2 separate regions of the Mus musculus genome follow, and region 1 is linked to region 2. The links are chromatin loops, found by intact Hi-C in ENCODE. Cell type or tissue: heart. All regions are shown on one strand. Each heading gives the region's core, and the rest is flanking DNA. Links, peaks and the distances in the headings are about the cores only.

Region 1 (15,527 bases), core at 2,885-10,884, 950 kb before region 2:
AAACAACTGGTCTTTCTGACTGTGTCCCAAGTTACAGGAATGCCAGGCATTCATAAGCAGGTGGATCTATTTTTGGAAGAAAGATCATCTCATTGCTAAAAATCACATCACGTCCCCTTCTGTCGCAGCAAACTTCCAGCCCTGGTACCACGATAAATTCACCAAAGGCTTGCTGTGAAAGATATAGAACAATCCACTCTCCCCCACCTCCTCCTATCACAGGGCCTCTTATTTCCCTTTCCTTGTTCTGTAGACCCATGAAAAGCTACATGCACTAAATCAAACAGAGCAAATGTAGTTTTAATTAAGCCAAAAATCATTAGTCTATTTAGAACAGAAATTAAATTGAGGTTTGAAGGAAGCCTTAAGACTTTAATTAGAATTTTTCATTAATATTCCTTTTATTTATGTGTGTGTGGATTGTTGTTTTTAATTAATATTTTTATTTATTCTTTAAATTTTCATACAGGTAGACAATGTACTTTGTGGTTATATCCACCTATTCCTCCCTCCCTTTTCCTTTATTTTTTTAAAGAGAAAAAGTCTACTCTGGAGACAGAAATAAAGCCCTTCTGTGCTCTCATCTTAAAATGAGCATCCCGGATCCTGGCTTAGTCCAGAATCCTTTTAACCCAATCTCTTCCAAGAGGTTCCTTTCCACAATAATTACATTGGAATAAAGCCTTAACATCCTTGCATTCACAAAGACAGGAGAATCACTGTCACTGTGGCTGGAGACAAAAATCATATTCATTGCACAGTTCTGACTTAGGCAAAACAGACTTTCCAAATGACTCAAAACAAAAGACCTTTCTTTTTCTGCCTTAGTCATCAGAATATCCTGTTCTTGAGTGGCCTTGTTAAGAGAGGTTTTATTGTATAGTGTCTAAGCTTCTAGACCAAACAGACCCAGCAAATTTGCCCCAGGGTCATTGTTGCACTGTAAGTTGGGCAGCAGAAGGCCTGCTTGACCATGGAGGGTCTGACATTATCCATGGTCTAGAATCCTGATATTTGTTCTTTCAAAACAAAACTTTTGGCAAATAAGCCAAGAAACTAAAGTTTTACTCAGTCGACATATTTGAATTTACTGTCTGCAATGTGCCAGGGAAAGGGAAGAGGATTAGATGCAAGGCACATACTCCAGACTGTATGGGAGCTATAGGGAGAGGGAGAAATAAGAGAAGAGAGTTCATATGTGTTGCAAGCTGAAGTCTAGTATTGGACATAGTTTTTAAGTTCTTTGTGCCTCTAATTGATTCACTTCTGAAAGAAGCTAGCAATATGGAAATCGCAAGGTTAATACTAAAACAAGTAGAGTATCTTTACATGTGGTAGGTCCTCCATAATTATTATTAGCTATTTTCCCCAAACAAAAGTTAGACTTTGACTACCAGTCCTTAAATGCAACTGTCTCCCCTCCATGTTCCATATCATTAGCCTGGGAAACCCATAATATGGATACTGCTTATGTTTGAAGAGCAGAGGCCTCAGCACTAAATAGATTTCTCTAAGACACCAGAGTTCCTATGAAGGAAACATCTGACCCAGATCAATTCAACCCTAAAGTAGATTAACATTTAACCTGTTTCTTACATTATTTTCTATGACAGCAGAAATCATGAAGACATATATGTACAACGGAGGGAGAGATGAATTTCAGCAGGAAAGTTCCTGGGGCTACTTCCTGAAGGATCCTGTAGATGAACACACACTCCTGTCAAAATCAAGGCTTCAAAGAGAAAAACTTACTAAGCCAGAACTTCCCCTTCTCTTCGCCACCCACACCCAAGCCACCATGAAGCATCACATGTGAGAACTACATGTGTAACAGCAATGTATGGTACTTTTTCTCTCATTTTTTTTTTCTGCTACCACCCTGAACCAAGGCACATAATTTTGTGCCTGCTTATGTCCCAAAGGCAAGAAGGACATCATCTTGCCAGTCCAATTCCTTCTTTCTGTCATAGTAAAAGTGGGTGTAAAATGCAAATCAGCTCATGGTACTCCTCTGCTTCTCAGATATTCGGTAATTATCTATTGTGTTTGGAATTAAATCTGAATTCCTTTTATTGTGGCCTCTAAATATGCATAGTCTGGTATCTGCTTATTCTTCCATCCTCATCTTATTAACTTCTTCTTCATTATGCCGCAGCCATCAAAACCGCCCTTATTGCTTTCTATCACAACATATTTTTCCCACCTCATGACATAGTGCCTGTCACTTTCTTTGCCCAAGATGCATTACATTTAGGATATGAGAGATTCCTTCTTATTGTGCAGAACTCAAATGTCACCTCCTTAGATAGACTGTTTCTGAAAATTCCATCAAAAATATGGTCCTGTTTATATCAGTTTCAATCTCCCATTCTTCTGCCTGATTTAACCCCTCAAAAGCACAAGTAACAAGACTCTCAATGTTTTTTTTTTTTCCAGCTCTGAACTTATTTACATTTTGGTTAGAATTTCTGTCATTATTGACTAGAATTCTGACTTGAAATATAGAGTTCCACGAGGGAATAAAGACTCTGTCTATATCTCTGATTCTAGTATTAGTATTTTTTTCATCATGGATAATCATGCTACATTTGTTAAAGGGAGGGAAAGAATGAAGGGAAGGAGTGAGAGAAGATAAGAGTCAGGAAGGAGATGTGGGAAAGAAGATTCAGCTGTGTGTTTTTTTTCCCCAGAAAGATGGAACTTTAGCATGTATATGTATATATGTATACGTATATATGTATATGTATATATCAAATGCAGAGAATCAATTCAAGGCTGAAGGAACAGCTCAAATGTTGGGAATGTGTTATCTTGAGATATATGTACTCAAGGTTTATTTTTATTAATGTATTTATTCACTTTACATCTCAATATCAGCCCCTCTCTCCTCCCAGTACCCCTCAGACAGGTCCCCTACTCCCCCCTCCTCTGCTCCTCTAAGAAGAGGGAGCTCCCAGCTATCTCCCCACTCCCAGCACATGAGATCAACTATAGGACTAGGTACATCCTCTAGGCCAGACAAGGCTGCCCAGTTAGGGGAATAGAAGCCACAGGCAGGTAACAATTCAGGGACATCCCCTATTCCATTTGTTGAGGGAGCTACATGCAGACCAAGCTGAACTTCTGCTACATATATGTGTGGAGGAGGCACACTTAGGTTTAGTCCATGCTAGCTCATTGGTTGGTGGTTCAGTCTCTGGGAGTCTCCAAGGGTTCAGGTTAGTTCACTCTGTTGATCTTCCTGTAATCCCCTTTCAGTACCTCAATCCTTCCCCAAATTCTTCCTCTAGACTTCCAGAGCCCCATCTAATGTTTGGCTGTGGGCCTCTGTATCTGTTTCCTTTGGCTGCAGGGTAGAGCCTCTCAGTAGGCAGTTATGCTAACATACTGCCTGCAAGCATAACAGAGTATCATTCATAGTGTCAGGGATTGGTTCTTACCCTTGGGATGGCTCCATAGTTGGGCCAGTCATTGCTTGGCCATTCCCTCCACCTCTGCTCTACTTTTGTCCCCAAACATCTTGTAGGCAGGATACATTTTTGGGTCAAAGATTTTGTGGCTGAGTTGCTGACCTCGTGCCTCCACTGGGAGTTCTGTCTGGCCACAGGAAGTGGCCACTTGAGGATCTATATCCCTATCCTGTAAGATTTATTTTAAGAACAAAAAAAAAAAAGCAAGGCAATATGCCCCCAAAGAAGGTCTAAAGGGAAACCAAGATCATCAGCCATTTGAGAAAGCCATCTAATGTCTCAAGTGTGGGTTCTATGCTAGATCTTTCAGCTCTCCCTATAGCTATATCAAATGATATCATGAAATTCTGTACCTCCAAACAATCACAAGTACTCAGTTCCCCAAATATCAACAGCTCTGATAGAACTCCATAGATCAGCTTAACTCTGAGCAATGTGGCATCAACTTAGGAGGCCCAACTAGGACTTGGAAGATCCATTTCTAAAAACTACACACATGGCCAGGATGTTAATGTTGGATAGAGAGTTGGATAGAGCTCAGCTATAACTGTGAGCTATGGCTTGCTTCCTTTCCATTGTCAGCCTTTCTAAAGGCTGTGCCTAGTTCCAGAATGGTGCTGCTTCAGAGCACAAAGATATTAAAGAGAGTAACAGAGATGCTCGACCACGTAACATTGGAAAGCATATAATGTCCCTTCTGCTCTGTTTTTGCTTGAAGCAGTTACAAACTTCCATCCAGTTTAAAGAGAGTAAATCTATCCCTGGGAGAGAGGAGAGGCTGAGATGGAAGGCTTTGTGCATTCCTCATCCCAGTATTGAGGAGTTACATAGTACCTGCCTTTGTAGACCTGAGGCTATCTTATGACGTTTCTATCTCACATCTCTTCAAAAGGTAAGTTTAATTTTACTTCTTGCATTGATAGATAGATAGATAGATAGATAGATAGATAGATAGATAGATAGATAGATTGATTGATTTTGACTGATTCGGGGAAGATGTGTTGTGGTATTGCTGTCACCTGTGCAGAAGATTAAAACCAACATGCTGCAAGGATCTGTTTTCTCCTTCTATTATTTGGGTTCCAAAGACCCAACTCAAGTTGTCTGGATCAATGAGAACCAATGGATCCTCCAGCCCATACTTGTGCTCTGCTGATATCACATTGATCAGAGTTAAACTGCCTCTGCTGAGCTCAGTCCAGGTTATTGACTTCTGAGAAAACTGAGTGATTGTTTTAAGCCTTTAGCTGCTGAGTGGTATTTTAATGAAGGAGCTAAGGTATTATGCAACTGAGAATATAAATCTTAAGTAATATGACGAAGCTAGCCAGAAAAAGAAAAGGAGGAAAGAGGGAAAGGAGGGTTGAGGGAATGAGAGATACAATGGGAAAGGAGAGGAGAAAGGGTCTACGGAAGAATGACTCAGAAACCAGAAATGTCATTTCCAAATTATATGCTTTCTGATAATTACAGAATATAAATACAATGATTATTGAGAGATAAAGAGGAAACAGAAGGCAGGGATAGATTAAATAAATATATTTTATATATTTGGATTGCACCTTGAATTTGGCAATATAAGCAGTAAGTTATTCCTTTAGTTCTGAAGCCATGAACGTGGAAGTATCTTCTGGTTTAGAACTTCTCACAAGGCTACAGTCAAGATGCTGCCTGTGACAAGAACTTTAGCATTGGAGTTTTAGAAATGGGCTGGGTATGAAGAAATTTAGACAAGGCATTAGACAAGACCCATGAACCAAAGGGAACATGCATGGACAGACCCCACTGTGCCTTAAATAAAGGGAGAATTGGATTTTTCTGACTTGGTTGATAAATAGGTGATCTTCATCTTGCCTGAGGACTTCAGAGACCAAAGAGCATGAGGGTTGGGTAGAACTTGAAGGATTGTTTGTGGAAGATTAAGCTGCTACAACTAGGGGGAAAGGTAAAAGTTTCACTCCAACCGATAATTAGCAAAAAGTGAAAGATCCTGGCAGAATGTAAAAGGACACAGAAGCCCTGAAATTGGCAAGATAGACGTCAGTGTTAGCAGAACTAGCTTCACTGATTTAGAAAAATAGAGGTGCACAGTGCTCTGGCCACTCCTTGAACCTGTATGTCTGCCAATGTTCTGACCAGGTGTGTGCCCATTGCTGCACCTTCATTAGACTCTTTCCTTGTACCCCTCCCATACCCATTTCTTGAGAATAGACATTGTTTAGATCTGGAAATCCCCTAATCTCCCCCTTCTCCTTTCCCCCCTGAGGGCCTATAAAAACTGGGAACTCTTTCCCCTCGAGGATGACTCCTCTACCCCTGAGTGGGATATGAGTCGTCCCCAGAGCTCTGGCTTTCCCCGAATAAAGCCTCATGTGGTTTGCAACAAGCTCGGTCTGTCGTGAGTTCTTGGGTGTCCGCTATTGTCCTGAGGCCTGAGCGAGGGGCTCCTCCCGGAGTCTTTCATTTGGGGGCTCGTCCGGGATTGGCGTGACCACCCACGTCTCCGAAGACCCACTTGGAGGTGAAATTTTTTGTCCAAAAATATTTCTCTAAGCTGGCTAGGTTCTGTGCTGAAATTTGCAGCCGCGATGTTTCGTGAGAAACAGAGACCTTTGCCTCGGGATGAGGCACTGAGTGTGAACAGCAGACGTGCTGAAATCACCGGCTGCTGCTCGCTCTGGGGGACGCCCTGAGCGAGGGGAAGGACTCTAGGAGTCCATCTGAGGCGGGGAGTGTACTCCCTCAACCATCTGTATTTCTGAAGCCCTGAGCGAGGGGAAGGACTCTAGGAGTCCGTCTGAGGCGGGGAGTGTACTCCCTCGACCGTCTGCATTTCTGAGTTGGTTTTGTCTGTTTGATGGAAAACAGGCATCTGTCAGTGTGTATTTGTTTTTTGTGTCTGTTTTCAGGCATTTGTCAGTGTGTATTTGTTTTTTGTGTCTGTTTTCAGGTATTTGTCAGTGTGTGTATGTGTGTTTTCTGTGTTTGTTTTGTGTTTTCCGTGGTACTGGACGGACTGTAACGACCCCCCTAAGTTTGACTTTAGACCACTGGACTGAAGTTAGATCAAGGGCCCATAATCTTTCAGTAGAAATTAAGAAGGGACCTTGGCAGACTTTCTGCGCCTCCGAGTGGCCGACTTTTAATGTAAAATGGTCACTGGAAGGGACTTTTGGTTTACTCTTATCTTTGAAGTTAAAGCCATTGTTTTTCAGAGTGGACCTGGGTCCCACCTGGATCAACAGCCTTACCTCATTCAGAATTCACCGCCATAAATCAAACCATGGGTTCCCCCACGCCTCTCAGAGCCCTACCCCGGCTGCTCCCATGCACTTGAGTGGGTCAGCACAGTGCCCTCGCTTTCTGCCCTAAGAAGCAGTCCCTGCACCCGGCTCTGAGATTGCTAAAGGCACAGTCTGAGGACGGAGTACCTACAGCTGGGACCCGGAGCCGACAAGCCCAGAGTCCCCCAGCAGATGAAGCTCCTGACACCACTTCTGCCTTTTCCTTTGCGAGCTGTGGGTAACCCGCCCACAGACAGGCAGTTTCTGCAGACCCTCAAATATTGGCCTTTTTCATCGGCTGATCTGTACAATTGGAACGCTGGGTTCCCTCTGGACCGGCCAGATTAGAACTACAACACGGCGCAAGGTAAGGAGAGGTTGACAGTTTACTGGCCGGGCTCTAGTCTAAAGGGAGCGATGAGACGCCCCACCAATTTGGCTAAGGTAAGAGAAGTGATGCAGGGCCTTACAGAGCCCCCATCTGTTTTTTTAGAAAGATTGATAGAAGCTTATAGATACTATACTTCTTTTAACCCGACCTCTGAGGGTTAACAAGCCGCGGTTGCTATGGCTTTTAAAGATTACATGCCATGGCTTTACAAGATTTAGTTAAGGAAGCAGAGAAGGTGTATCCCAAGAGAGAAACAGAGGGAGAATACAAGAGAGGAATTAGCAGGATTTTGGCCACAGTAGTAGGGGAACGTGAAGGAAGGAACAGGCCAGAGAACAGACAGGGTACTTGGGCAACAAGGAACCCAGACCTGAAAGAAGATCTGTCCAGAAGATTTTAGAGAAGGACCAATGTGCCTATTGCAAGGAAAAAGGACATTGGGCATGAGAATGCCCAAAGAAAAAGGGAAGGGCCCCTAAGGTCCTGACTCTGAAAGATGATAAATAGGGGAGACGGGGCTCAGGCCCCCTCCCCGAGCCTAGGGTAACCCTGATGGTGAAAGAGACTCCCATGGACTTTTTAATTGACACAGGGGCAGAACATTCTGTGTTGAAACATCCACTGAGAAAATTAAAAAATAAAAGAACCATAGTGATTGGAGCCACTGGTCAGAAACAATACCCCTGGACCACTGCATGCACTGTAGATCTGGGGAAAGGCCAAGTGAGTCATTCCTTCTTGGTCATTCCTGAGTGTCCCACACCGCTTCTAGGAAGAGATCTTCTGACTAAATTAAAGGCCCAGATCAGATTTACCTAAGAAGGGCCGAGAGTAACTTGAGAATCTCCCACCTCCGTAGTCTTAGCCCTGCAGCTTGAGGAAGAATACCGATTGCATGAAGGCATAAAGCAAACAGAGGTGCCAGACCTAAAAGACTGGTTGACTGCTTTCCCTAGAGCATGGGCAGAGACTGCAGGCATGGGAATGGCTGTCAGAGTTCCCCCTGTGGTTGTGGGACTGAAGACGGATGCAACCCCTATAGGAGTACAACAATATCCAATGAGCCGTAAAACAAGAGATGGAATCAGGCCACATATTCAGAGACTATTACAATTAGGTATTTTGGTACCTTGCCAGTCATCCTGGAATACTCCTTTACTGTCGGTAAAGAAACCTGGCACGAGTGACTACTGACCAGTCCAAGACCTGAGAGAGGTCAATAAGAGGGTCCAAGATATTCACCCAACTGTTCCTAATCCCTATAACCTCCTCAGCTCACTCCCTCCGGAGCGAAAATGGTATACAGTACTTGATTTAAAAGATGCTTTCTTTTGCCTGAAGTTACATCCCTCCAGCCAGCCCATATTCATCTTTGAGTGGAGAGATCCTGACACTGGACAAACAGGACAATTGACCTGGATGTGGTTACCCCAGGAGTTCAAAAACTCCCCCACCCTTTTTGATGAGGCTCTACATCGAGATTTAGCCTCCTTCTGAGCTGAAAACTCCCAGGTAACTCTGCTTCAATATGTTGCTCCTTGCTGCAACCACGGAAGAAAATGCTGGCAGGGGACCAAGAGATTGCTAGCAGAACTGGGTGAGTTGGGTTACCAGGCCTCTGCTAAAAAAGCCCAGCTATGTCAGATAGAAGTGGTCTACCTGAGATATACCCTCCGGGATGGAAAACGGTGGCTGACAGAGGCTAGAAAAAGGACTGTGACTCAAATACCAACTCCGGCTACTCCAAGACAGGTGAGAGAATTCTTGGGCAACGCTGGGTTCTGCAGACTTTGGATACCTGGGTTTGCAACACTGGCCGCCCCCCTGTACCCCCTGACCAAGGAAGGTGGAAAATTTAGATGGACATCAGAACATCAGAAAGCCTTTAAAAATATTAAGGAGGCCCTGCTGACTGCGCCAGCCTTGGCATCGCCAGATCTAACCAAGTCCTTCATCCTCTATGTTGATGAGAGGACAGGGGTGGCCAGAGGAGTTCTTACTCAGGCTCTAGGGTCGTGGGAGAGGCCGGTGGCATATTTGTCTAAGAAGCTGGACCCAGTGGCCAGCGGATGGCCCACACGTTTAAAGGCCGTTGCTACAGTAGCCCTACTCGTTAAGGATGCTGACAAATTAACTCTGGGACAGCAAATAACTGTGGTAGCCCCCCACTCTCTTGAAAGCATTATCCGTCAGCCCTCAGACCGATGGATGACAAATGCCTGGATGACTCACTACCAGAGGCTGCTGCTGACTGAACGGGTCGTGTTTGCTCCTCCTGCTATTCTCAATACTGCCTGCAAAGTGATCTACGTGACCAGCCGTGGCCAGGTGTTCCAAACTGGTACACAGACGGAAGCAGTTTCCTAGTAGAAGTTTTTGTAGATACCTTTTTGAGATGGGTGGAGGCCTACCCAACAAAAAAGAAACTGCCAATGTTGTGGTTAAGAAAATCCAAAAGAAATTTTTCCTCGGTTTGGAATACCTAAGGTAATAGGGTCTGACAATGAACCCACCTTTGTTGCCCAGGTAAGTCAGGGACTGGCCATCCAACTGGGGATTGATTAGAAATTACATTGTGTTTATAGACCCCAGAGTTCAGGCTAGGTAGAAAGAAAAAAAAAACTTGACTAAATTAATCTTAGAGACCGGCGGGAATGACTGGACAGCCCTCCTTCCCTTTTCTTTGTTCCGTGTTAGGAACACACCAGGAAAATTTAAGCTTACTCCATATGAAATCCTGTATGGTGGGGGGGGGGGCTCCCCCGCTCACTGAAGTAAAGGGAGTGTTAGATCCTTTAAAATTTAACCCTGGTCCTTCATTGTTTACATGCATAAAAGCCCTAGAAGTGGTCAGAAACACCGCCTGAGAGCAGCTCAAAGAGGCCTACGAACCAGGAGACTTGATGATACCACACCAGTTCCAGGTGGGAGATGCAGGTCTCGTCTGACAACATCGAGCTGAGAATCTGAAACCTTGTTAAAAAGGCTCTTGCATAGTGCTACTGACCACCCCCACTGCTGTCAAAGAAGAAGGCATCTATTCATGGCTTTCACGTAAAGCGAGCTCCTGAAAAATAAACCCCCTTAGTTGACCACTCTCATTTCTACTCTAATAGACCCTCTAATAATTTTGCTCTTACTGCTGACGGGTGGCCCACTAATTCTTAATAATCTAATGACCTTTGTTAGAGAGAGGATTGGTGCTGTCCAGCTGTTAGTATTAAGACAACAATACCAGTCTCTGCAGAACCTTGAAAAAGAGGTTGCAGTTTAGTTCTAAGATTAGAACTAGTAACTAGAAGAAGTGGGGAATGAAAGATCCTGGCAGAATGTAAAAGGACACAGAAGCCCTGAAATTGGCAAGATAGATGTCAGTGTTAGCAGAACTAGCTTCACTGATTTAGAAAAATAGAGGTGCACAATGCTCTGGCCACTCCTTGAACCTGTGTGTCTGCCAATGTTCTGACCAGGTGTGTGCCCATTGCTGCACCTTCATTAGACTCTTTCCTTGTACCCCTCCCATACCCATTTCTTGAGAATAGACATTGTTTAGATCTGGAAATCCCCTAATCTCCCCCTTCTCCTTTCCCCCCTGAGGGCCTATAAAAACTGGGAACTCTTTCCCCTCGAGGATGACTCCTCTACCCCTGAGTGGGATATGAGTCGTCCCCAGAGCTCTGGCTTTCCCCGAATAAAGCCTCATGTGGTTTGCAACAAGCTCGGTCTGTCGTGAGTTCTTGGGTGTCCGCTATTGTCCTGAGGCCTGAGCGAGGGGCTCCTCCCGGAGTCTTTCAAAAGGATTCCCGAGTCTTTGAAACATAAACAAGCAGTTGTTATCATAACACCTCTGAATGTGTTGGCTCCAGCCAAGCTAGTGAGAAACTAACCAGCAGTGTCCTCCAAAGTTATGGGAGTTTTAACTCAACTGAAAGTAACTAAAACTATGTTAATTTACATCTTCCTTATAATACCATCATTTATCTCTCCTAAGCTATTGCATGTAGGTCTCACTGAGTTCCTTCTGAAGTGAGCTACCGACCCCATAGTTGAGTATTCTCATGAAATGCTGACTGACTTCCACTAGAATAGGTGACCCAAGATAGAAAACAAGAAGAAACCCATAAATCTTTTAATTACATAGTGATGGAAATCACATACTGCCAGTTCTGTTGTATGCTATTCATTGACACTATGCTCAGGGGATTTTGAGGAATTTGTGAACATGTTTGAACAAAACATAGATCGTAAGCTTCAAACAAATGATCAGCAGGGACTACAGGGGAGGAATGACCTGGTTAGATGAATCTACTGTGGTGCTTATGAACTGAGATCAGAAGAACCATGAACAAGCCAGGAGAGGAAATAAACCTGTGCCAGGTCACACTCACGTGGAGATAGAAGAAGAGATGGGTTTAAGACACAGGAGGAGAGGAACATGTGGTTATGATGAATCAAAAACCATTCAGGTTAGCGAAGACATGCCTCCAGTACTTAACAGTTCTTGGCATTGAGAACAGTATTTTCAAGTAGACAATATCCACTCTACTTCTGTGACTTCTCAAGTTACTGAACAGTTACAAAAATTCAAGGTGAGTAGCAGTAATGGTGTCAGCACAAATGGCTTCATTGGAGTGTCGATAATTCCCTAGGGCCTCTGAGACAAACAATTGAGCCTGGTGGCTTGCAGTTATGGGCATTTATTTTCACACAGTTCTGGAAGCTGGCAGTTTGTATCCAGGGTCACATATCTGTTTAAGGTTCCAGAGAAAAACCTTTTCAATGTACTTTCCAGCTTCAGAAAAATGTCTTGTGGGTTACATTACCCTAACTTCTGACTTCCTCTTCACATAGTTTTTTTCTCAACATTCCTGTCCTCTGTGTAGCACTTTCATGAATGCTTGCCATTGGATGGAAGATCCTTCTAGATAAATTAGGATATTCTCTTTAGTTATGCTTAACTATATTTATAAAAGCTCTTCTGAAATTATAAAATATTCATGAATCTTAGGGTTTGGGATATGAATATAAACTGCAGAATGAATACTGTTAAGACCCTACTGGCAGAGGTCAAAAATAACTTAGAGATTCAAATGGCAGGAATTTAACCAACAGTAAAACAAAGCTTTGCCCAAGTGGTGACAAAGTACCATTTTCCCTAAGACAATCTTCTACTTATGTACAGATAAGAGTATCTAATCAATCCTCTTAAAGAATCTAGCATCAGCTCTATCAGTTGTGGTTCATGGGCTGGAAGGTGAAAATGTATCCAACAAGTCTCGACTGGAAAGCCTGCTTGGGCGAATGCACCGTTTTTGTGATACCAGCAGCCAAAAGCAGCTTTGTGCCAAGATACAAACATGCAAAGCCCTTGTTGAAACAGGATCTCATGTTTATCTCTTTATATGTTTATCACTCGCTCTCATGGAGAGGTGTTCTCCCTGCTATTCCATTCACATGAGGTCCATGTGTGTTCATTTCCAGCTCCAGAACTATGTCTCGCCAAGGCATAGTCTACGGAGCATATGTACAAAGTAGCCCTTTCAGGGCTAGAGAGATGGCTCCATGCACTGTTCTTCCAAAGGTCTTGAATTTGACTCTCATTACCCACATGGTAGCTCACACTGTCTGATGCTGTCTTCTGGTATGCAGATATGCATGCAAAGTATTTATATACAGAAATACATAAATAAATCTAAAACCTGCAGTACTTTAGTGCCTTTTGGACCCTCTACAGCATGCTTATTCTTCCCTGAAAAGGAGACCTTCACGTCTATTCTGTTAGGACATGAAAAAGAAGAAAGCTGACTGAGAGCACGATGGATAAGTCTCATTTACTCGAGACCCTTCTCCTTTCTGCTCCACGGTGCAAGCTTATGACTTTAACAGGCTCTCCCCTCAAATAGCTTCAAGTTGTGTATGACAAACAGTGAACCCTTGAGGAAATTGGAGGGTGGAAAAGAGGAAGGGAACCTCACCCTATACTTCGCAGTAGGCCAATTATTCCCAAAGCTGGCCACATCTTCTAATGGGTCTCAGCACCTTCCTGATAGCTCTCTCTATAGACTTCTCTGGCTTCCAGGAAACAGCCCATCAACTTAGCCTTATGACTCATGCTGCTGACCAGGGCTATTTTACTATCTCTGACAGCTATTCTAAATAACCTGAATGACTGTGCATGTTGTCTAACAGTCCTAGTTCATTTCCCTTGATTTTTTTTTCCTAATCTGGATGGGCTATCTGCTTTTTGAAAGGATTCAGATGAGTAGAACACAAATTCTTTCCCAATCTTGACTAGATGCTTAGTGTTGGCAACGACAAGGGCTGTGCAGATGAGACCTTTTCCAGCCACATCATAGATGAGGCGACTGAAATCTATACAGGTGGCCCCAGCATAAACAGCAGCAGTAAGAAAGGAACCAGGACTCAAGTCAGATTTGTCCACCTTCAAAACTCTTAGATTTTCTGTTACTTCATGTGAATGCAAAAGGGATATCTGTAATAAAAGCTAGAGAAACAAGAAGACTGGATGCTTTGCTCAAAGTGGAATTGTATACAGCTACTGTTAGGCTCAGTTTTTTCTGTAAGAGGGGAGAGGGACCTGCCCAGAAGCCACATTTGAAATGTAATTTATGTCTCTTGTAGCCTCCTAATGAAGGAGATTTTTGGTAATGACCAAAGGCTTCTTGACCACCATCCATCCCAGATGGGCTAGTCTGTCTGTCTGTCTGTCTGTCTGTCTCCTGTGTAGTGTCCCAGTGTCGTCATTCTATCTTCTCCACCATCTCAAGGTTTTTCTCCCAAATTCTCTGCTTCCTGGTTCCTTTTCTCTCTCTCTCTCTCTCTCTCTCTCTCTCTCTCTCTCTCTCTCTCTCTTCCTTGTTTTCTTACTCTCTGCCTTTCCCTGTAAAACAATCTCTTGTTTTGGTTTGGTTTTATAGACTTGATTTGGACTTCTGTTTTCTCATTTAATTCACAACTTTAAAGATTCTGATGGCTTCTTAAGTAGCATCAACATCTCCTATGGATGTCAGAAGTTTGGATAACATTTGCAAATATTTGTCAATGGATTTTCTTTTCTGGTACATGATAGAGATTTTTACTCAGTTATCCAGGGGAAACAATAAGTTTAGATGAACCTCTGTACTAAGGATAAAATATACATTATTAGTACCTGGAGCAAAAGAAGGGTATTAGGAAAAAGATGGAAGGATTGTTAAATTCTTATCATTTCCTTTCCTCTAACTTCTCAAAAGGCTCTAATACAAATTTTGCCTGAATTTAATTGCTTGGAACTATGGACACATTTTCTTGTGAAAGTGGTATCAGACACCAAAGTTTTCTTCGTTATACATAGTGTTTGTATTTGAAATTATAGTTACCAACTAATAGTGATTGAAACACAAGTGACAATGACTTTTGTTCAATGGTAATTGGATACACTGAGGTAGTTTTATAAGATTATAAAACCCAGTGTTGTCACGGTTGCATAGGTCTTGTGGAAATACATTCTAAAATGTTTGCATAATGATGAAGTCATCTAACCATGAATGTATCTGAACTCATCCTATTGTTAAGATGCATGGATTTATTTCCTTATCAGTGAGATCCTCCTTTCTGTATTCCCTAGTCTCTGCAAAGTAGACCCATATCCATATTAAAAGCCCCCAAGCAGTTCTGTCTACCAGAAAGTGATGTCTAGGACAACTATACCTCACAGCTTTCCTTAGACACAGTCATTGGTAGAATCCAGTAAATTGTAGGACCAGTCAGTATTCATGCCAAGCTATTCACAGTATGCAGTTAAGAGACTTAACAGTTAGGAACTGAAGGCAATTCTCTTGAAGCATTCTCTGGGAAAGCAAAAATATAAGAGAGTGTCTATCTCTGGACCTTGAGAAACAAGCCCTCACAGGAGGAGCCTTACACAATGATACTAACTCATTCCAACTCTATCTACAGTTCATAGAGGTGACAAAGGGTTTTCTGTTTGGTTGGCTCCTTGTTTGGTTTGGAGGCTTTCCGGAATAACATGAATCAAAACCAGAAAGAGATCATTTGTTCTACTCCTAATGACCTGTAGGATAGAGGGTAGGGTCACAAAGTGAAGAGAACAATCATTTTCCGGTTACTGTTGAGGGCAACATCATTGAGTTAACAACTTATCCCATGTCTGACACTGAGATTGAAAGAATCTTTATATGATAAATGCCTGGCCTTTCCACTCCAACCCTCTTAGTGTTATCTATGGGTGACATGCAGCCTATTAATTAAAATTCTCAGAGCTTGACACAACACCTGGTACACACACACACATGTATTAAATAAAGTGTCTTTTTTATTTCAAAGCTCATGAGTGTTCAGCTCCTGCTGGCCTATAAACTA
Region 2 (15,286 bases), core at 7,287-15,286:
TTCAATTGTAGGTTGCAAGGCCATCATTCTAGAGGCTGGACTATGGTTTCATTGGTAAAGTCTTTGCTGTGCAAGTCTGAGGAACCAAGTTTTGATCCCCAGCACTCAGATTCAGTGAGAGACTCTGGGAAAATAAAGTGGAGAGTAACTGAGAAGACACTCAACATTCATCTCTGGTCTGTGCATACAGACAGACAGACACACACACACACACACACACACACACACACACACACACACAGAGAGAGAGAGAGAGAGAGAGAACAGGCACACATCATTACAGGAGCCTTATTCTATATCTGGGAGGAAGGAAGACAACTATAACTACATTAAGAGGCCAAAAGGAATGTGCTCAGGGCTGGAGAGATGGCTTAGCAGATAAGAGTACCGACTGCTCTTCCTGAGGTCCTGAGTTCAAATCTCAGCAACCACATGGTGGCTCACAACCATCTGTAATGGGATCCAATGCCCTCTTCTGGTGTGGTCTGAAGACAGCTACAGTGTACTTATATAAAGTAAAATAAATAAAATCTGAAAAAAAAAAAAAAAAAGAACGTGCTCAGGTAGGCCGGGCTGGGCTGTGTGTCCCCTCTCCCCAGACTGGTTGATGATTATACCCGATTGACAACTTATATTGCTAAATGGCTACATATACTCCATCAGACATAAGCATAAGAGTGGGTGGTCCACGCTGTTCTTTGGATCTTTTATTCATAGTGTGAATGAGAATTCCTGGGAAGAAGCTTTGTCTACAAATGCTGATTGGCAGACTAGAATTTCAGTGACCTTCGAGATTTAGAATGTTGCAAGTCCAGAGCCTGCTACAGTTTATCTTGGGCTACCTTTAACCCACCCAAGAGCCATTCCTTGTGCCCTTCTGTGTTGAACCTTACACCCTGACTACAGATAAAAGTCTTTTGGGATATATTAAAGAAACTCTTAATTTTCCAACCAAAAGGCTAAAAGTCTTGGCTTATAGCCAAGTCTGCTGTGTTTTTTTCTGTAGCCACATACTTAATGTATATACCAGAGTATTTTAAGAGTCTTGATTTATGACTTTCTTTGTTCTGTTATACAAACTTCAAAACCCTGCTTCCATATTGGGATATTGTCTGAGTTAGGGTTTCTATGGCCGTGATGAAATATCATGACCAAAGAGCAAGTTAGGGAGGAAAAGGGGTTGCACTTGGCTTACAGTTCCATAGCACTCTTCATCATTGAGGGAAGTCAGGACAGGAACTCAAACAGGGCAGGAACCTGGAGGCAGAAGCTGATGTAGAAGGTACGAAGGGGGACTGCTTACTGTCTTGCTCCTCATGGCTTGCTCACCCTGCTTTCTTATAGAACCCGGGATGGCACCACCCACAACTGAGAAAATGCCTTACAGCTGGATCTCATGGAGGGATTTCCTCAACTGAGGCTCCTTCTTCACTGACGACTCTAGCTTGTGTCAAGTTGAACTTGGGGCAGCCTAAATCTGTGTTCTGAGCTATGCACAGTCACTCATATTTGGCTCTAGGACGAGCTATCTTTTATTGCTTTTGAAGTGAGAGCTGTGTTTTCGCACTGACAACAGGCTCCCCTGTCGTGTAAAATGCTTATTAAATAATAATGTTTGCACTTGTTGACTTACCTTTTATTATAAGAGTTGAGCTTTTGGTCCTTCTGATGGTGAGGAAAGGTCTCAGCCCTTACCTCCCTGCAACACAGTGGACTCATCTTTTAGCATCTGTTTACTCTCTAGTTCCCAGATTCCTTTGTCACTGTGCTCTGTATCATACGTGGTTTGAGATTGAAGGTTCCATTTCTCAAATTCCTATATCACATAGCAACTTGCAGCTAGATTCAGTAAATAAGAGACTACATTGGTTACTTTTATATTGCTGTGATTAAATACTAAGAATATAGAAAGAAGGGTACATTGGGGCTCAAGTTTCCAGCGGGTTTTGAGAGTTCATTATGGTAGCAGGTGGTAGGTACAATTGAGGGAGAAGATACTGAGCGCTCATATCTTGAACCTCAGCTAGGAAGCTGAGAAAGCAAACTAGAAATGGAGACAATCTTTCAAATTCTCAAAGCCCATCTTCATTTGGTACACTGTGGGACAATGAAAGGCAGCCTGTTTGGTTGAGCGAGGCTTGCTCCGGAGACCCAGTAGAAAACTCTACAAGGGACAGAACAGTGAGCCACGTTCCCAGAGATAGGTGCCGGACACCACAGAGCCCCCAATTCCATTATTCTGTGATTATCAGTCATGCAGACAAAGTCCCAGGCTCCTGGCATTCTAGCTAGACTCCACCCTCATGGTTACCTGCCAATAGCCAGGTATGCTCCTCCCCACAGTTACCCTGCAGCTACAAGATAGCCCAGCCCACTATAAAAGGGGCTGCTTGGCCCCTCCCCTCTCTCTCAAGCTCTCATCTTTCTTACTCTCATCTCTAGCTCTCCTTTTCCCACTCCTTTCCTCCCTTCTCCACACATGGCCATGTCCGGTCTCTCTCTTTCTTTTACCTTCCCTCTTTCTCTCCTCCTTTCTACAATAAAGCTCTAAAACCATAGACTGTCTCTGCTCATCAAGGCCCTCCGTGTTTGAAAGATGGGATAGGCTTTCCCCTAAAGAGCCTCATCTAACCTCCTGCCGGAAGGCCTTCCTCACTCCAGCCACAGACCTGACCAAGGACTCTTGCTCTTGTGGGAATCACCACTTCCTCTCCCCCTGCCCTCTCCTCCCTTCAGCCCTGGGGGGCCGGGGGGGGGGATTTTGTTCTCAGCTCTTCTGTGACATTCAGCGGCGTCTGGGATGTCCAAGACTTAAAACCTGTTATCTCTGGCCTCCGTGAGGCCCCGGGACTGGCCTACCCCCCCCCCCCCGTTCATCCCCCATCCCCATCAGACTGGGTCCATGACTTCCCACAGCCAGACACCCACAAGGCTGAGTGGAAAGCACAAGGCAGTCCTCTGTGTCTGCCTGCCCAGAGCACTCTCGAGGGGTGTGGGTTCTCTTCCACCTCCTTTATTCCCCCACGCCCACTGCCACCAGTACACTTCCTCTAACAAGGTGGCACTTTCTAAGCCTCTCCAATCAGCACCAGCAACTGTGGGTGACATCTCGTTTAAACCACCGTGGAGGCCTTGGTAAGAAACTAGAAAGTATGGTGTTTAAAATGAGAATGCCCCCCCCCCCCCACGCCCTGCAAAATAGATTTGAATACTTGGTCCTGACTTAGTGAAACTATTTGGGAAAGACTAGGAGGTGTGGCCTTGGTGAAGGAGTTGTGCCACCAGGGGTGAGGCTTGAGGTTTCAAAAGTCTAGATCATTCCCAGTTTCCATCCATCCTCCCTCCCTCCCTCCCTCCCTCCCTCCCTCCCTCCCTCCCTCCCTCCTCCCTCTTTCCCTCCCTCCCTCTGTCTCTCTCCCTCTCCCTCTTTCTCTACTTGATGGTCATTAACTCAAGACATGAACTTTCAGCTATTGCTCCAGGGACATACCTACCTACCTGCCATGAGCTCACCCTCTGAAACTGTAAGCAAGCCTCCATAAACTCTTCTATAAACTTGGCCATGTTGACTCTTCGCAACAATTGAGTTATAGCTAAGTCAGAAGTGAGGAAGAGGTCAGAACCAGGCGTGATGGGACAATCTGTGACCTGTGACTCCCACTATCCTCCCTGTTGTCTCCAACCCCTGCTGACCCGATTCTTCTTACCCCATATCTTTTTTGTGTTGTCAGTGGTGGTGGTGGCGGTTGGCTCAGGCTTTGCGCAGGGAGCTGCTATGCACTCATGATTATGATGGTCAGGTCAAAGCCAGGAGACAGCATTGTGTGGCACTCCGGTTCATCCATTAGTCCTTACCGTCTTTGCACTCCATCTCCTGGAACTCTCTGTGTTTTAAAGGGAGTGATACAGATGTTTCCTTGTTTTAAAGGGAGTGATACAGATGTTTCCTTTATGGCTGAGCAGCAACAGTCATTATTCTCAGTACATGACCTTGGCTTTCCTTTTTAAGATGATGGTGAACAAGAGTGTCTTAGGTGTGTATTCCTGTGATGAGACACCATGACCAAGGCAAAGGACAACATTTAATTGGGGCAGCATCCAGGCAGGCATGCTGCAGGAGGAGCTGAGAATTCTACATCTTTATCTGAAGGCTGCTAAGAGACAACTGGCTTCCAGGCAGCTAGGACAAGGGTCTTAAAGGCCACACCTTGTCATTCCCTGGGCCAAGCATATTCAAACCACTACAAAGAGTGACAGAGGTTTGTCTGTGAAACATGAAGCAATACTACCATCTAGTGGTAAAAATTGGAATAGTTTTACAAGCAAAACTTATTTGACAAGCAAAATTCCTAATGGTCTTTGGCAAAAGATAGGTTAAGCTATCGTATTCCCTGCAAAATGAATTAATCTAGTTGCAAACTGGAACCGCCTCATCTGAAGTCATTCATTGTCAACAGAGGTGGGGCAGGTTCTCAGATATTAAGACACTACTTGAGTCTGTTTCTCCTGGAGCTTGTAATTTTTGCCACTAACATGTTTTTCTCTCTGTTCTGGGGGTTCCTGAAAGAGCCTTTTCATGTGAGGTAATCTGTCCATCATGACAATATACACCCAAGCCTACTCTTCCCGCCCCCCCCCCCCCCCCCCGCGTCAGGGTTTCCTGTGTAGCTCTGGTTGTCCTAGAACTAACTCTGTAGACCAGGCTGGCCTCGAACTCAGAAATCTGCCTGCCTCTGCCTCCCAAGTGCTGGGATTAAAGGCATGTGCCACCACCGCCCAGCTACTATTCATTTTTTTAAAATTGTATTTTATTTGCTGGGAGCCTCCTGGCCTGGAGAGGGTAGTGGCAGAGACACAGAGTAGGACTCAGCTGTGGCTTTGAAGTCTGAGGTTCTCCAGACTCTCTAACTACACTGAAATGCTGATGATAACTTCTAAAAAGTCCTAAAGACTTTCTTGCTCTAACTGAGGGTAAAGAGCTGCTGGCTTAGGCAATTAACACCTGTAGCCTAACATTAGGGTATCAAGTAATGCGGCCTTTGTTCTATCTCAGCAGGAACTTCTTGACTAACTTTCAGCCTGCTAGTCGAAGTCACAGGAAGAAAAGGGGACACTTTAAAAAGTGAGATTATAACATTTATTTCTAAGTTGTAAAACATTTTCTATGAAAGCTATCTAAGAAAAGGGGGAGGGGAAGACAAAATGAATGGAAAAAAGGGAATAAGGAAAAATTCTATTCTTCTCTCTAAGAAGTGTTCTGTCCAAAAAGGTCCTCTTTAGCTCAGCGCCTCTGACTCTTCTCTTTTTCCTCAGCACTTAAACATCTTTCAGAATACATGACCACATGTTAAAAAGTTCACCACAAGTTCACACACACACAAAATCAAATCATAAACTGGAATAGACGTTTGCAACAGAGAATGTCTACATGCATATCCACTAGGAGTTATTATCTAGCTAAACATCCATCACCTGTCTCAGCTCCACGGGTTGTGAGTTGAAAACCATAACTAAGTTATCAGTGGAGTTTTGTATAGATAAACCCAGTCAATATTTTACCTTCTGTCCTGACACCTATAGCAAACCATTAGTTCCCTTTTTATGATCTTTGGTTAATTGTTTTACAACCTCTTGGAATGTGCTCTGAGTAGGAGAAAGTCTGGTTACTATCTAAGAGAGATTAACTGGTGACACATGGGAGACTGACAGAGTTCTCATTGCAGTTTTGACTATCAGAAAAGGACCTAATAGCAGTCCCATTATAAAAGAGCTTAATAATCACTGATATAATTTTAGGAATTCTTACAGGATCATCATTAAGACTTAAATCATCTACTTGTCTATATAGCATCACTACAAGACAGTACATCTTTGTAGCTCTGCAGAGATCTGTTCAAAAGGGGTGGGCTAATACCTAGTGATATATATGTTTAATAATAACAGGAAAAGCATATTAATAGCAGGAATCTTTCCTAAAACAAATCCTCTTGGGCCTCTCCTATAGAGCAAATCTGTCGCATATTATAATCTGAAGCAGACCATCTCAGGAAGATCGCCTGCGAGTTATTAGCTCGTTGTATGATGGCTCTTGACATTTATTAGCATATATTGATTACAGATAATAATGGGTTTCACCATGACATTTTCATCCACGTTGATTTTCATACAGGCTGACTACATTTAACCCTCCGCATTTCCCTCCTCTAACTTCCTAACTAGCCTCTCTTCTGTCTCATGAGTCTCTCACTCCTGTGACCCAGTGAGTTCCACTAGGGTTTGTAGAGAGAATATCTCATGAATGCATGGATGTGGCACCTGTCAATAATAAATCTGATGGCTATGGCTAAGGCAGGAAGTAGGAGGAGGGAAATCTGGGAGGAGAGAGAATTCTGGGATAGAGCCATGCAGGAGATCTACCTGGGAAGATGTGAGAAGATGGACACATGTTACCTGAGCACAAGTAACCAGCCATATGGAGCCGGGCGTGGTGGCACACGCCTTTAATCCCAGCACTCAGGAGGCAGAGGCAGGCGGATTTCTGAGTTCGAGGCCAGCCTGGTCTACAGAGTGAGTTCCAGGACAGCCAGGGCTATACAGAGAAACCCTGTCTCGAAAAACCAAAAAAAAAAAAAAACAAAAACAAAAAAACAAAAAACCAAAAAACCAAACCAGCCATATGGCAGAATGTAGATTAAAATGAATGGGTTATTCCAAGTTATGATCTGGTCAGAGAAGAGCCTAGTTATATGGCCAAACTATTTATAAATATATTTTGAGTCTTATTTCTGGGAGCATGGGCTGGGAGGAAGAACCAGACCATAACTTTTACAAGGGTTGCTTACTGGAGTGTGGGTAAGAGCTTCCTCATATGAACACGAGCAATTTGTCAGTGGCTACATCACTAAAGAAAATGTCTTTCCTTTCCCCCAAACAACCATTAGCTACCTATAAATCCTCAGAGAGGGGAAGGGTCCCCTCCCTCTTGTAGCAAGATGTTGATAAGCCCAATCCTCTGTAGGTACTGCAGAGAACCCCAGTTGCTATGAGTTCAAGAGCACTGTGGCCATGCCATGCCCAGGAAGCAGCATTCTACAACACTTCGCCTTATCCTCTGGCTCCGACATTCGTTCCACCTCCTTCATGCAAGTTGTTCCCTGAGCCTTGAGAGGGATAATGCAGGCATCACAGTTATGGGCAAAAACTCAGGAGTCACTATTCTTAGCACTCTGACCAATTCCAAATCTGTATAATCGCCTCTGGTCACAGCAAAAAAGAAGCTCATCTGATAAAGGCTGTCCAATCTACAACAATAGACATGGTTATTTAAAAGGCAATTTGATAGGCACGCCATGCCCACTTAATAAAACAACAGCAGTAGCTTCCTCATGAGAGTCTATGACCTCCCAAATCAGGGACTTTTAAACAAACAAACAAACAAACAAAAACCAACAACAACAAAAACCACCTTACCAGGTTTACAGTACTAAACATGTATTCTCTCATGTTGAACAAGCCTCAATTTCAACCAGAGGGAGGGTGCTCACTTATAACAGACTTGCCACTGTAACACCAGTGCATACCTTTTGTCTAGTTGATCAGTTAATGTGGCACCCAGGGTCCACACTTAATGACAAATCTCTTCCCCTAGCAACCTTTTGGCACAATCATTCAATTTTAACAGAGGAGCCCAAGTCCATCTCGCAGGAAGTGAAAGAACTTATATGATGGCTATCTTAGTCAGGGTTTGTATTCCTGAATAAAACATCATGACCAAGAAGCAAGTTGGAGAGGAAAGGGTTTATTCAGCTTACACTTCCACATTGCTGTTCATCACCAAAGGAAGTCAGGACTGGAACTCAAGCAGGTCAGGAAGCAGGAGCTGATGCAGTGGCCATGGAGGGATGTTACTGGCTTGTTTCCCCTGCCTTGCTCAGCTTGCTGTCTTATAGAACCCAAGACTACTAGCCCAGAGATGGTACCACCCACTGTGAGACCTCCCTCCCCCGACTTAAAGCGTTTCCCCCCAAGCTTGTTTTCCCTGATCTCTAAAAATACAGCCAGAAAGAAGTTCTTTGCTCTCTATAGCCAGCAAAAAGCCTTTTTGTTTTTGAGCCTTACAGCCAGAGATGTGATAATTTTAGGAAGACCTAGCCAGGCGCCTGCCTGGCTCCCTGTGCCAAGGAGATAGACACCAGAGAGGAGCTACAGCTCACTCCCCACCCCCCCACCCCCACCAGAGAAGAGCTGTAGCCAATTCTCCTCCCAACTCCTCCCAATTCCTCACTTTTCCTTTAAAAGCCCCCTACTGTTACCACTGGGGGTCGAACTCCCCTGCCCTGTGTGGTGGAAGGAGTTAGTCCTCTTACAGTTTGCATCAGGTGTGTTTTTCTCTCGAGTCATTGGAGTGTAGGCCAGCTCATCCCGGGACTTGGGCAGAGGCCCAGCTTCAGGGGTCTTACACCACATGGGCTCTCCCACCCTTGATCACTAATTGAGAAAAATGCCTTACAGCTGGACCTCATGGAAGCTTTTCCTCAAGGGAGGCTCCTTTCTCTGTGATAAGTGCAGCCTGTGTCAAGTTGACGCACAAAACCAGCCAGTACAATGGCTAATTTGGGTTGTCAACTTGATGGAATTCTGAAACATGCTGCAAACAAACCTCTGGGCATGTCAGTGAGGGGGTTTCCTAGATTAGGTTAACTGAGGTCGGAAGATCCATTCTAAATGTGGGCAGGACTATCTCATGGGCTGGGCTCCTGCTGTGAATAGAAAGAGCAGGCTAAGCACAAGCATCCATTTCTCCCCATTTCCTGGTGCCACGTGACCAGCCGCTGCTTGCTCCTGCCACCATGCCTTCTCCTAAGGAGATACACTGTATCCCCTTTGAATTTCAAGCCAAGATAAACCCTTCCTTGAGATGCTTTTGTCAGGGTATTTTTGCTGCAGCAAGAAGAAACTCAGTTTGGCCTCATTAATTAGTAATGATAAATAAGAATAAAACCATAGCTGCCACTTGTTAAGCACTTCAGGCTTTCCTCACTTCAGAACAAGAGATTGAAGCTAGGAAAAAATAGGTAAATTGCTGGACGCCACAAAACGCTGAGGACAGTAAGGATATCACTGTTCTCTATGTGGTGGTTTGAATGGGAATGCCCCCCCCCCTCCCATAGACTCATGTGTTTGGATGCTTGGTCCATTGAGAGCTGTACAATTAGGAGGTGTGGCCTACTTGGAGGAAGTGTGTCACTGTGGGGGTGGGCTTTGAGGACTCATATGCTCAAGCTATATCCAGTGTGACACAGTCTCCTTCTGCTGCCTGTGGATCAAGATGTAGAACTCTTGGCTCTTCCAGTCTCCCTGCATACTACCATACTTCCTGCCATGATGATAATGGACTGAACCTCCAAAACTGTAAGCTATTCCCAATTAAGTGTTTTCCCTTATAAGAGTTGCCTTGGTCATGAGGTTGCTTCATAGCAATGAAACTCCAACTAAGACACTATCCTACAGTATCCTTAATTTTTAAAATTTTATTATTGTGTGTGTGGGTGCACACTTGTTATGGCACATGTGTGGCAGTCAGAGGGCAACTTTCAGAGTTGGGTCTCTTCTTCCACTATATCTTCTGGAGACTGAAGTCAGCTTATCATCTTGCATGGCAAGCACTTTTAACTTTGAGCCATCTTAGTGATAGCCACTAATAAATTCGTGGTACTTTCATATTCAGGATATTGTTCCATCATTTTTCTTATTCGATCCGATTTTTGTTTTTTTTTGTTTTGTGTGTGTGTGTGTGTGTGTGTGTGTGTGAGAGAGAGAGAGAGGGGGGGGGTCTATTTAGCCTTGACTGGCTTGAAGCTCACTATGTAGACCAGAATGGCCTCGAACTCAGATCCGCCAGCCTCTGCCTCCTGAGTGCTGGAACTAAACTACCCTTTGGCAACTCAGATGTTTTTGCTTGTTGTTTTTCTAGACAATGTTACTCTGTGTAGCCTTGGCTGTCCTGGAACTTGCTCTATAGTCCAGGCTGGTCTAGAATTCAGAGGTCCTCCCTTTGCCTCCTGAGTGCTGGGATTAAAGGTATGGTGCCAGCACTACCTGGCTCATGTCGGTTTTTAACCTGATGGACTGGGGTCACCTTGGCCTCCCTTTTTATTTATTCATTTGTTTGTTTTACAGGAAGGAGTGAGAAACCACCCTCTCTGAAGACAATTATTCCTCTTACTGTTTCAACTTTTATGGGTGGCCAGTCTGCAGGGGTCTGCCGGCAGCATCCCTTAGAGAGCTCGCACATCAGTTTCAGGTGCATGGATGTGAGTCTATGAATGGGTTTTCATCTTAAAACAGTTTCACGTCATTGTAAACTTTGGTCAAGAAAACATCACACCCTGTAATGCTGAGTTAGCCAGACTCTCCCAGGAGCATACCAGGCGGGCTGTTTCTGTGTAGAAGTCTCAAGCGCCACTTAGCACAAATGAAGTATTTAACGAACGGGAGGCAAGCTACCTTCCATCTAGGATGGTCTCGAAGTCCAAACAAATGACATCTTATTCTGCCAGGATCTGGTTCTTGGTCCTGCACAACACTGGGCAGGCTATTTTGGAACCACCATACATACATCAAGCTGGATTCAGACTTTGCCATCTCAAGGCTGCGCCACCATTGGCAAGCATTCTGCTCGCTTCTGCATGACAGGATCGACAGGATCCTGCCTTACTGGGTTGTTTTAACGGCTTAATGAAATTCTGCACAGACATAGCTCATCACGGGACCCACCGCAGCAGGCGAGGAAAAGGAGCTTTGGCGGGAAAGAAGGGGGTGGGCACAGGGTGGCGGAAGGGGTGAGTGCAAGAGCCGTGCTTGGCCCCGTGGGGACCCAGAATTGCTAACAGGACCTTCCTGGAGTCCTCATGGGGGAAACCGTGCTTCTCCCCAGCAACCGGGGACTTGCACGCTGTCAGTGGGCTGCAGAAGGACTCGCGAGTCCAGATACTTTCCGACTTCCTCGGGACACGCCCCGTCCCGCCCCGGAAGTCGGCTCGGGCGGATTTGGCGCGCTTTTGAAGTCCCGGGAGTTTAGGTCGAGGACACACCCCTCTCCGTGCTGCGAGATGTCCCCGCCGAGCGCTTCCCGGAGGACCCGCGAGGAAGTGGACGCGACGCTGCAGGTTGCCAAGCTGAACGCCACCGAGCTGCTGCCCACGGTGCACTGCCTGAGCTTCAGCTCCGGGACCGGCGGCGCGGCCACCGGCGACTTCTGCCTGCTGGAGCTGGAACCAGCACTGTGCCAGCAGCTGGAGGCCGGGGACAGGTGAGCCGGGATGGTGGGGCTCGGGAGCGCCGATTCCCCGGCCTCAAAGAGGCCGCCTACCCGCCCGGCGTAGCCCGGGGAACTCGGAAGGAGGAACTGGTGCAGAGAGTTGCTTTGATTGGGCCCGTACAGGCCGATGGGCGGGTCCTCAGCTTGCTGTCATCTGTCAGGAGGATTCAGCATTTGCTAGACTGCCTTGTTAGCAGGACTCCAGGGAATTTAGAGCCAGGTGTCAGCGGGGGAGTGTCAAGAAGGAAGCTCCAGGGAGCTTTGGAGGGCTCAGTACTGATGCCAAGTACTCCACAGAAACACTCGTTCAATCTCAGAATGTAGTAGCAGTGCCTGTAGAGAGAGTTCTTGGCTTGCCACTTGGGTTTCTTCTCCTTGAACCGCAGATGGGACAAACGAGACAGAAGTTTAAAGCCTAATGCAGACTGCTGCGTGTAGCCCGGGGGTTGGTTGGGGTCACTTACTGAAGATCTGGATCTGTTTTTAATTCCGGGTCAACTACAAAGTTGCTGCCAAGACCTTGGATTTTAAATCCTAGGCTGAGATCATGTCTTTTATGGCAAGCACAAAGCTGAGTGACTGAACTGCAAGTGGGCAAGGCTCTTACTCTCAGAGCTCCCCCTCAGTGACATACTTCCTCCAGTAAGGCTACACCTCCCAACCCCTCCTCAGATAGGGCTGTGGACTGGGGACTAAGTGTTCAAATGTCTGAGCCTGTGTTTGGGGGCGGGGTCCTCTTTCAAAGCACCACACTCCCAAGGTTTAATTTTAAATCTAGAAGCCACAGGATTTGGGACTTATTTTTTCTTTCTTTCTTTCTTTTTTTTTAGATTTATTTATTTATTATATGTAAGTACACTGTAGCTGTCCTCAGACACCCCAGAAGAGGGCATCAGATCTCTTATGGGTGGTTGGGAGCCACCATGTGGTTGTTGGGATTTGAACTCAGGACTCAGGACCTCTGGAAGAGCAGTCAGTGCTCTTAATCGCTGAGCCATCTCTCTAGTCCCCGATTTGGGAGTTATTTAAAGTGAGCTATCCACTAGAGTCTCAATAAGCCATGTCTTTACCCCCCCCCTCCATTTGCCTGTAGCTTTGTGATTAGAGGAGATAAGGATGAACAGGCTGTGTTGTGCAGTAAAGACAAAACCTACGACCTGAAGATAGCAGACACATCCAACATGCTGCTTTTCATCCCTGGATGCAAAACTCCAGACCAGCTGAAGGAGGAGGAAACACCAAGTGCCATCGTTCACACGGAGGTACCGCTTTGTACCTGAGTCTGGCAGTGGCGGTTTGTGTTCCAAGCTTGCCTTTGGTTAAAAACTTTTTTTTTTCCCCTTTGGTTTTTCGAGACAGGGTTTCTCTGTATAGCCCTGGCTGTCCTGGAACTCACTTTGTAGACCAGGCTGGTCTCAAACTCAGAAATCCACCTGCCTTTGCCTCCCGAGTGCTGGGATTAAAGGCGTGTGTCACCACGACCAGCTGGTCTTTCTCTTAATGTAGTGAGTTTATTAGGTAACTAATTCTTTTTTTTTTTAATTTAATTTATTTTGTAAAAAATGTGTTTGTGTTTGTGTTTGTGTATGTGTGGTGGGGGTGTCTTGCCTGCAGGCAGGTCTGTGAACCATGTGCATGCCCTTGGAGGCCAGAAGAGGGTGTCAGGTCCTCTTTGGAACTGGAGTTACAGATAATTGTTAGCTGCCGGGTATGTGTGTATGTGTGTGTGTGTGTGTGTGTGTGAAACAGGATGTGTGACACATGTAGCCCAGGCTAGCCTTAAACTTGCCATACAGCTGAGGGTGACCCTGAACATCAGAGCATCCTGTTCCCAACCCCACATGCTGGGGTCTCAGGCCTTATGCCCCCATACCTGGTTTATACGGTCGTGCTCAGGGTCAGACCCAGGGCATTGTGGCACGCTGGGCAAGTACTCCAGCATTGAGCCCCCTTTCCATGCTGTTGTGTTTTGAGACCATCTCTCACTGTAGCCCAGGCTGATCTTGAACTTCCTTTCTGAGGGCTAGGACTAGGCAGATCCCCCACTGTGGTTGCTATCTTTGTTTACTTGTTTTGTCTTTTTGAGACAAGGTCTCGCTATGTACCCCAGGCTGGCCTGGAATTCGTTTATAGACCAAGCTGGTCTGGAAATCCACCTCCCTTTATCTCCTGAGTGCTGGGATTAGAAACATGTGCTGCCACGCCAAGCCCTGTTTTTGATTTTTGGAGGTTCTATTTATTTCTATTTTATGCGTATGGATGTCTGGTCTTCGCATATTCTATGTGCCACTGTGCATGCCCGTGCTTGGCACTTCTCTTACTGACTTTATACGTTCACTTGTTCCCATCTGGTTGGTGGAATTGTCATGGAAGCCCGGAAAGGGTCCACGGCTATCTTTTGTGTGTTCTTGAGCAAGGAGCACTCTGTGGAAATGTTTTATCTTTGGAAAGGTCACTGAAGGCTGCATTGTGATTTCTAGATCTTTGGCTTCTCTAATAATTATTGGGAATTAAGAAGATGCAGACCTAAGTTAAAAAAGCTAAAGAGACTTCTAATGGAAAATACCTACGAAGGCCCTGACAGTCAGAAAGAAGAGGATGCAAGCCGCTCAAAAGTAAGAATTGTATTTCCTGGTTTTATTTGAAATTTTAAAATGTAATTAATTTCTTAAAAGTTTAAAATTTGGCAGGGAGACAAGGGGAGGTTAAGAATCTCGCACTGTAGACTTGGCTGGCCCGGAACTCGTAGCTATCCCCCTGCCTCTGCTTCTTCATGTGCTAGGACTGTAGGTGTGTGCCACCATACCTTGTTATCATGGGTGGCAGTCTCACTTCTCTAAAACGTGCATGATAAAGGTTTCAAATATGAAGTGGTCTGGCGAGATAGAAAGCAGCAGGCTGTCCAGGCTGCTGCCATGTAAACGGGCTGGACTTCATGTGACCTCTGAAGGGAAGCAGGAGCCCAGCCTGCTGGTACAGCCCTCTGTAATCCCTGTCTCACAATATTGCCTTGATTGGATTAGAACAGAGGTAAAAAGAAAAACCGAGCAGGGCGGGGCTGCGTTAGGACTTGGACGGGAAACCACTTGGTTCTACTGTGTGCTTCAGGCTCCTTTTATTTATTCTCCAAAACTCAACAAGAAGATTAAGAAAGCTGTTGTTGGGCAGGTGGTGGTGGCACACGCCTTTAATCCCAGCACTTGGGAGGCAGAGGCAGGAGGATTTCTGAGTTCAAGGCCAGCCTAGTCTACAAAGTGAGTTCTAGGATAGCCAGAGCTATACAGAAAAACCCTCTCAGGGAAAAAAAAAAAAAAAAGAAAGAAAGCTGTTGTTCCCAAATCATGAGAATGTGTATCTGTTTTGTTTGTTTCAGTATACAACTGAAGATTTGCTTAATCATATTCAGGCAAGTGAGGAGGAGATAATGGCTCAGTTACAAGTCCTAAATGCCTGTGAGATTGGAGGTAGTGTAACTAGTACCGTTCATAATGGTGGAACTGTAGCATATGCAAGAGAGAGGCTTTGAGCCTCTTCCCCATGGTGCATGCTTGTTTAATTTTCTTTTATCTTCAAAGGTAATGATATTACGAGCAGATGAGTACTTGCTGAGTGTGGGTGAGGCCTTGTATTTGAATCCCAATACACACACATGCACACACACACACACACATGCACACACACACATGCACACACACACATACAACACACACACACATGCACACACACGTACACACTGACAATGTTTGGGATATGGAATCGGTTATAAGATGATCCTTACATGAGGTCAGTCTGTCAGTCTGTGACCAGTGACATCGTAACCGCTCACTACAGGCCTTTCTCTTTAAAGGACCTTGAATATCAAGTAGTCTGATCTTTTCATTTAAATCAGTTTTTAAGTAGGTAAGAAAATCAAGGCCTAGCCAGGGTCTGGGATTGTGCTGATCGAGGGACAGTCATTGCATCGGT

The links. A loop is a pair of places that touch in the nucleus more often than their neighbours do. Peaks named below come from ENCODE experiments on the same cell type or tissue, not always from the same donor. Only the 100,000 strongest peaks of a DNase experiment are listed, where the experiment ranks them.
Region 1: a loop joins it to region 2, with 7 times the contacts of the local background. A loop is called at or near these places in 14 of 42 quality-filtered maps.

The regions. Positions count from the first base shown.
Region 1 is chr15:56,027,973-56,043,499 of GRCm38, reverse strand. No RefSeq gene overlaps it. Among named protein-coding and RNA genes, the nearest start is that of Gm46516, 110 kb to the right of the region's middle. In heart, for the core only: no CTCF peak of the experiment used is centred there; no DNase peak of the experiment used is centred there.
Region 2 is chr15:55,086,251-55,101,536 of GRCm38, reverse strand. It overlaps Dscc1 (DNA replication and sister chromatid cohesion 1), which reads left to right and starts at 11,046. Exons shown (of 9, transcript NM_183089.3): 1 at 11,046-11,311; 2 at 12,414-12,582; 3 at 13,801-13,935; 4 at 14,694-14,784. The coding sequence starts at 11,112. It overlaps Gm41325 (a long non-coding RNA gene), which reads right to left. Exons shown (of 4, transcript XR_003951651.1): 3 at 3,708-3,884; 4 at 3,517-3,593. Gm9920 (predicted gene 9920) reads left to right here. Exons shown (of 5, transcript NR_045093.1): 5 at 1,345-1,620. In heart, for the core only: no CTCF peak of the experiment used is centred there; DNase peaks (open chromatin) are centred at 11,066 and 11,436; H3K4me3 peaks cover 1,777 bases; H3K27ac peaks cover 1,243 bases.